2 separate regions of the Homo sapiens genome follow, and region 1 is linked to region 2. Evidence: chromatin contacts called from ENCODE Hi-C data. All regions are on one chromosome and are shown on one strand. The core of a region is the stretch at or near the end of the contact, and the rest is flanking DNA. Distances in the headings are between cores, read along the strand shown.

The links. A loop is a pair of places that touch in the nucleus more often than their neighbours do. Pooled maps may share reads with other maps.
Region 1: a loop to region 2 is called in a map of CD14-positive monocyte, with 2.5 times the contacts of the local background. The contact joins two enhancer-like sites. A Hi-C loop is called at or near these places in 1 of 168 maps with a recorded cell type or tissue (CD14-positive monocyte), 2 of 37 single-sample maps with no recorded cell type and 2 of 50 pooled maps.

What each region holds. Positions count from the first base shown.
Region 1 is chr10:31,768,961-31,772,827 of GRCh38, reverse strand. No RefSeq gene overlaps it. Among named protein-coding and RNA genes, the nearest start is that of MACORIS, 63 kb to the right of the region's middle. Within about 2 kb of position 1,372, at least 4 of the 41 ENCODE cell types and tissues checked have a DNase peak (open chromatin) inside an H3K27ac peak, as active enhancers do.
Region 2 is chr10:31,581,090-31,584,986 of GRCh38, reverse strand. No RefSeq gene overlaps it. Among named protein-coding and RNA genes, the nearest start is that of MACORIS, 120 kb to the left of the region's middle. RefSeq lists an enhancer at 56-556. Within about 2 kb of position 2,031, at least 8 of the 41 ENCODE cell types and tissues checked have a DNase peak (open chromatin) inside an H3K27ac peak, as active enhancers do.

The sequences.
Region 1 (3,867 bases), core at 123-2,622, 190 kb before region 2:
AACCCATGGCCGGGCAAGGTGTCTCATGCCTATAATCCCAGCACCTTGGGAGGCTGAGGCAGGTGGATCACCTGAGGTCAGCAGTTTGAGATCAGCCTGGCCAACAAGGCAAAACCACGTCTCTACTAAAAATACAAAAATTAGCCATGTGGTGGCTCACGCCTATAATCCCAGCACTTTGGGAGGCTGAGGCAGGTGGATCACCTGAGGTCAGGAGTCCGAGACCATCCTGGCCAACATGGAGAAACCCCATCTCTACTAAAAATACAAAAATTAGCTGAGTGTGGTGGCCCATGCCTGTAACCCCAGTTACTTGGGAGGCTGAGGCAGGAGAATTGACTGAACGTGGGAGGTGGAGGTTGCAGTGAACCAAGGTCGTGCTACTGCACTCCAGTCTGGGTAACAGAGCAAGACTCTGTCTCAAAAAACAAACAAACAAACAACAACAACAACAAAAACCAAAAACAAACTCAGTGCTGGTCTTAGCAGTAGGGCCAGTAAAAACCTTACCTATGAGATGTGTGTCTAATGGGAAGGGAACCCCAGGGTGTGGTGGATGACAGACAGCTCAGGGATCCTAGTTGGTTCCCTAACTCTTCTAGGGTCTCCTCCTGCTCTCCCTTGGCACTGATGTGTCTCAATCTGGGAGGCAGGAGGAGGAGAGGAACATGGGATTCTGAATGGCCATAGTCAAGGTCAGGCAGTCTGTCCTGGCCACCTCAGGGATAGACCCTAGGCTCCTGTCAGGCCTCGTAAGACTTGTTGACATAGAAGAGAGAGGCCACGTGCACTAAACAGCATTGGCAAGAAACCAAAGAAAGCTCTACATTCAATGGAGGTATGGAGTGGAGGGGCTCAGGACCTGCAGGCTGAGCAGCACCAGGGAGAATACAAAGTCTGGGGTCTTGCTCTGTCGCCCAGGCTGGAGTGCAGTGGTGGAATCATAGCTCACTGCAGCCTCAAACTCCTGGCCTCAAGCAGTCCTCTTGCCTCAGTCCTCCCGAGTAGCTGGGACTACAGGTGCATGCCACCATGCCTGGCTAATGGCCTCCGGCCAATGGCTTCACGTTGCCCAGATGCTAGATGAGTCTATTTCTATTTAGCATGTGATTCTCCCCGCCTGACATGAGAACCCAAACCCCACCCTCTGGTATGTGAGGAGGACAGGACACAAAGTCTTGTGAGGTTCTCTTGGAGGTCATTGCTTAAGCCCAGGCTGTCAGAAAGTCTGCTCTGGGACAAAGTTGGAGGCTGGGAAATGTGCCTTCTGGCTTGGACTTTCTTATCCCCTCCCTGGCTTCTGGTGCCCAGCCAGTTTCCAGACAGCCTACAGCCCACCTGGACTGCTCTCAGGGAGCTGAGGCCTGACTCAGCCTCTTGTTCATTGCTCCCCTATCTGGACACAGTCATCTCTGCTGGCGCATTCACGCCGAGGGCCAGATGTGTTCTCTCGCTCTTCCGGGATGAAGTGTGTACCCTGACTTAGTCCATTTCATGTTGTTATAAAGGAATCCCAGAGACTGTGTAAGTTATGAAGGAAAAAGGCATAATTGGCTCACAGTGTAGATATCTGGAAAAGTTCAAGACTGGGCATCTGACGAGGGCCTCAGGCTGCTCCACTCACGGCAGAAAGTGAAGGGGAGCTGTTGCATGCAGAGATTGCATAGTGGGAGAAACCAGGGAGGCCAGGCTCTTTTAACAATCCACTCCCCAGGAACTACGGTGAGAACTCACTCACCCCCAAGGGGAGTGCACTCATCTATTTGAGGATCCACCCCGATGGCCCCAACACTTTCCACCAGTCCCCACCTCCACCATTGGGGATTGCATTTCAACATGAAGTTTGGAGGGGACAAACATTACAACCTTAGCAACCCCACACCCACTTAACCCAAAGGGGTGCTAAATTAGCACAGGTGATGACAGGCATGAAGTATTGTTAGATAAACATTTTGATTTGCCTCCTGTCATTTATATGAATAAATGTCACGTGCATGTACATGTGTGCGCACCCTACACTTTTTAGATAAAATAGCATTTCCTATATATCCTGGTTTCGAACCTGACTTTTTCCGTTTAATATATTGTAAATGTTTTCCCATGTGCTTATAGTCTTCCATAACACAATTTTAAATGACTCTAAAGGATTGCCTTGTGACCCTCAAAGTGAGGCACATGCCAGACAATCCACTGGGTGAGGGAAGGAAATATTACAACTTCCTTTCATCTTTATTTTTATCTAAAAACAAGGCAGAAATGAAGCTTTATTACTTTCTAATACCCGGCCTCCGTTCTGGTCGGCCTGCACATGTGGTGCCTGTGTGGTCCTGCAGGGGGCAGAGGGTTGACAGTGGCACCTGCACATTTCTGTTTGTTCTGCATATTGCAATTTACTGCAGCTTCTAAGTGTTTGGTTAAAGAGATTATATTAACTAATAACCTTCACAAAATAGACAGGTGGCTTAATTTCTAGCTAAGAAAATGCAGACTGTAGGCTGCAAAACGTGAGAGGTTGGGAGTGGGGTGAGGGTTGAAAAATTACCTATTGGGTACAATGTTCACTATTCAGGTGATGGGTTCACTAAAAGCCCAGACTCCACCACTACGCAATATATGCATGGAAGAAATCTACATTTTCATTTTGGGAGGTTGAGGCAGGTGGATCACTTGAGGTCAGGAGTTCCCGACTAGCCTGGTCAACATAGTGAAACCCTGTCTATACTAAAAATACAAAAATCAGCCAGGTGTGGTGGCACACACCTGTAATACCAGCTACTCGGGAGTCTGAGGCAGGAGAATCACTTAACCTGGGAGGAAGAGGTTTCAGTGAGCTGAGATTGCGCCACTGCACTCCAACCTGAGTGACAGAGTGAGACTCTGTCTCGAAAAAAAGAAAAAGAAATCTGCACTTGTATTGCCTAAATATATAAAAATAAAAAACTGCAGAGCACGAAAAGAGAACGAGAAAATGGCTGAGTGGATTCTTTTTCAGATTCCATTGTGAACTCATCATCATTCTTGTTAGATGAGAAAACAACAGTATAATCAGATTTGAAAAGGAGTCAGCCAGAAATATATTAACATTTGAGAAGATTATGTGAATCATAGGTATACAGTCATTTCATTCATGATGGCCTTACCCTAAGTGCATATTGTACCTTGAGGTATAAGCTAATGAGAGTATCGCCATAGGCAAGACAGTTAAACAATTAACAATGAAAATATAAAGACAAATCTCAACATCCTTTCACTGATGTTGAAAGTCATGCAATCTTTCAGCCCCTAAACATTTTTACTAAACTATTGATAATAAATGTTTAGAAGCTTAAAGGTCACATCACATGGTAAAACTGGCCAAAATAACACATGAAACAAATATGGGGAAGAATTTAAATACAGCATTTCATTGCAAAATACTATTGAAGGCCAGGCGAAGTGGCTTACACCTGTAATCCCAGCACTTTAGAAGGCTGCGGCAGGAGGATCGCTTGAGCCCAGGAGTTTGACACCAGCCGGGGCAACATAGTAAGACATTGTCTCTACAAAAAATAAAAAATTAGCTTTGTGTGGGGGCGCATGCCTGTGGTCCCAGCTACTCAGAAGGCTGAGGTGGGAGGATCCCTTGAGCCTGGGAGGCCAAGGCTGCAGTGAGCTGTGACTGCACCACTGCATTCCAGCCTGGGCAACAGAGTGAAACCCTGTCTCAAAAATGAAATGAGCCCAGGCGCGATGACTCATGCCTGTAATCCCAACACTTTGGGAGGCCAAGGCGGGTGGATCGCCTGAGGTCAGGAGTTCGAGATCAGCCTGGCCAACATGGTGAAACTCCTTCTGTACTAAAAATACAAAAAATTAGCTGGGCCTGGT
Region 2 (3,897 bases), core at 782-3,281:
GGGGAAGGCTGGAATGAAGATTAATTGCGGTGAAGAGAATGGACATGAACTCAACTCATCACAGCCCAGCAAGGGGCCAGGATTTGGGGAGGCAGCACCTGGCCACAGCCCCATGAGCAGAAGGAACAGCGCCTCCCACCCTGACTCACAGAACCTTTCATCCATGCCTAAATGCACAGCTCCCCATTGTTCAGGCAGGGAAACCGAGGCTCAGGTTGCTGCAGGCCTCTCCCAAGTTCACTGGGGAACGTTGGGGCAGAGTCTGGAGCCTCGGACCCCCATTCCCAATGCCATCGCTGGCGGTCTTGCAACTGGCCGGCATCAGCGGGCTTTTTAGCTTGGGTTGGCCTCTGCTTTTTCCAGTTTGCAGCCTGGGGAAGGTGACAGGGTGGTCACACAGGCTTGTCGTGTGTGGCTGTGCACAGGTGGGGGCAGGGATAGAGCAGAGTGGCCTCACAGGGGTGAGGTCTGCAGGAGCAGGAGGCCACAGCTGGGGGTGTGGCGGCAGGAAGTCAGGGAGGCTCCATCCTGCTCCTCCTCTTCCTCCTCGGTCTTCTCAGCTTGTTGGGCATGCCCAGCAGACGGGCAGCTTCTGGTGATAAAGATTAAGCACCTCCCAGCTGGTCAAGGCAGGGAGGGAGTGGGCATTTCCTGACCGTGTTATTCCCGCCCCCCGCCCCAGCCTTATCTCTGCTTTGATTAGGGGTGGAGAACTGAAACCCTCCAGCCAATGAATGACGGCAGGTTTGAGCAATGAGCTTGGAACTGACTGGCTCCCCATCCTGGCTTCCCCTCCACTGCTGGGCGTGTTCTGTTGCTCCTTCACATCAACACAGGGCTCATCCCCACCTGTGGGATGCGGGAGCTGTGTGGGAAGGTCGGGGGCGGGGGGCTTGTTCCCCGACTCTCCCAGCAAGCAAAGGAGAGGACACTGGGGCAGGCTGGCTAGTTCTTTGCATGGCGTCGTGTTTTGATGTTGGGGTATTGGCGTGGGGTGGAATATTCCACTGCCCAGGTTTCCACCTCCTGGAAGGATGCACCGCCACTACCCATCCCCCACAAACCCTCTCTTCCCACCACATGCATACGATTGCATCTGGGGCAGTAAGCTGACCATTGCCCAAGCAATTTTACCGACAGCGAACAGAGAAAATAACCCACACAGTTGGAGAGAGAAGGGCATTTTCTTACAGCTCTAAAGATTCTGGGCATCTCGTGTCTTTCAGTGAAATAACTGCTGTCGTTGTCCACAGACAAATCAGTTATTAACTCGGAATAACTCCAATTTAGGAAGCTGCCTTCCTCACTTGGATCTGTTGGCTCTGTCACTATGGTGACTGGGAAGGTTCTCAGCTTTTTGCAGCCCGGGTGTGGAGGTGAGCGCAACCCACCCTGCAGAGCCAGGACAGGGAGCGAGCGAGCCCCAGCACAGGCCCTGCATCTCACCTTTTTATCAGCAAGTGGCTCTTCCTGCGAGGGGACACCTCATTCCTATCCACCTCCCCCTTGTTACTCAGGAGCTTATATTTAGCTGCTGTTTTGCTCACATTTGGGGAAATGCTGACTTCATGCTCTTCAGGGTGGAGACAGAGGCCAAAAGCTGTTGGATGTTTTGCCCGGCAACTCAGAAAGCTGTTGCATCCCAGGATATTTCTGAATTTAGAAAAGGAAACAAAATCCTCCAGGATAGCCCTGGACTGTTCTAGGGCAAGAGCAGCAGCTAGCTTGTCCTTTTGGATAATCAGATTATGAGCCCCCTGAGGGGCAGCGACTGTGTTCACTTAGTTACTGAATCCCCAGCACCTATGCAGGGCGTGGCTCAGAGACAGTGCTAGATAAATTTTACTGGGCAAATGCAGAGAGACCCTGGGCTCACAGAGAGGCCATGGGCCAGGAATGACTGCACCCAGGAACCCACTGCCTTTTGTGGTAGGGGACCCAAAGGTGACTGCAGCTCAGGCAGGAGGACCTGAGTGGCATTGCCTCAGCCCCTGGGGCAGTGGCTGCATGTTTGTCCCATGGCTTCTCAGGGCTGAGTCATGCTGTACAAGGAAGCTATAGGTTATACCAGGTGACAGGAGCAGGGAAGGCTGCACCCAGGGAAGGCCAGTGTACTCTGGGGCAGTGGGTGGGAGCCCTGAACCCTAGATGCTCTCTGGGGCTCTTTATTTCTGTCCTGCCTGCTCTGCTCCAGCAATTTAAATCCACCAGCCCTAGCAATAGTTGCCAAGATAAACAAACAGTAGAGGAAGCCTGGATCGCAGCTCCCTCCCTTTTGGGGGTGGCCCTGAGGGAGATGTTGGGCTCCACAGAATGCTCTCTCAGGGATGAGTGGAGATGAGGGGTGCCCATGGTGAACTCTTGGGATTGCTGCACGCCAAGGAGATGGGCACAGCCATTTGTTATCTGTAATTAAATTGAGCTAATTTCATTCCGGGGCACACAGCTGGCGAATGAGGGTGCTCAAAAAATGTGATTATCTTATGCCATTTTGTGTAAATGTCATCGTGGTGCAGCTGGAACGGGAATGGACGGGCATTTTTGAGATGTTCCTGGTCCCCTAACTAGGTTGTGTTCTCTTCCTTCAGCATTAAAGTCAATCTCACGTCAAGCCTCTAAGAGCTGATGTAGATGAAATACTGCATTTATGTAATCATTCCACGGACAGACGGGAAAGAGCTTTTTCCAGATAAATCTAAGAACTGAGTGAGGGAGGCAGACAGATGAGGGTCCCTGGCAGTCGCCACTCACAAACCAGCAACAGCCATTCATCTTTCTGGGCTTACCCCAGAGGGGAAATGACTTGAGAGAAACGAAGAAAAAAAACCCAGGCAGCCTAGTTCCCCTTTTAGTCACTGTCCTCCAGTGGCTCTGTGAAAGTAGACAGCCCTCAGGGTCAGGGCTGGAAAAAGAGTCAGAGAACAACAACAACAAAAACGCCCACACAATTATTTTCAAGAGGTGGGTTTGAGACATACACCAAACTTAGGAAGCTCTCTGTGAAAGGTCAAAATCTGACACACTCAGTCAACTCTTTCAAAGACTTACAAGGGGAGAGGCACATACCAATAAAAAGAGGCCAGCAAGGTGACTCGCAACTATAATCCCAGCACTTTCGGAGGCCAAGGCGGGAAGATCATTTGAGACCAGGAGTTTGAGATCTGCCTGAACAATATAAGACCCCGTCTCTACAAAAAATAAAATTAGCCAGGCGTGGTGGTGCATGCCTGTAGTCCCAGCTATTTGGGAGGCTGGGGTGAGAAGATTGCTTAAGGTCAGAAGTTTGAGGTTGCAGTGAGCTATGATTGAACTACTGCACTGCAATCCGGGCAGCATAGTGAGACCTCATTCCTACAAAAATATTTTTTGGCTGAGCGCGGTGGCTCACGCCTGTAATCCCAGCACTTTGGGAGGCCGAGGCGGGCGGATCACCTGAGGTAGGGAGTTTGAGACCAGCCTTACCAACATGGAGAAACCCTGTCTCTACTAAAAATACAAAAAATTAGCTGGGCATGGTGGTGCATGCCTGTAATCCCAGCTACTCAGGAGGCTGAGGCAGGAGAATTGCTTGAACCCGGGAGGCAGAGGTTGCGGTGAGCTGAGATCGCACCATTGCACTCCTGCCTGGGCAATAAGAGCGAAACTCTGTCTCAAAAAAAAAAAATTTTAAATTAGCCAGGTATGGGGGTGCACACCTGCAATCCCAGCTACTCAGGAGGCTGACACCGGAGGACTGCTTGAGCCCAGTAGTTTGAGGTTACAGTGAGCTATGATCTTGCCACTGCTCTCCAACCTGGGCAACAGAGCAAGACATCTAAGATATCATAGTCTACAAAAAACAAAAAAATTAGCCAGGCATGGTGGGGCATGCTTATAGTCCCAGCTACTCAGGAGTCT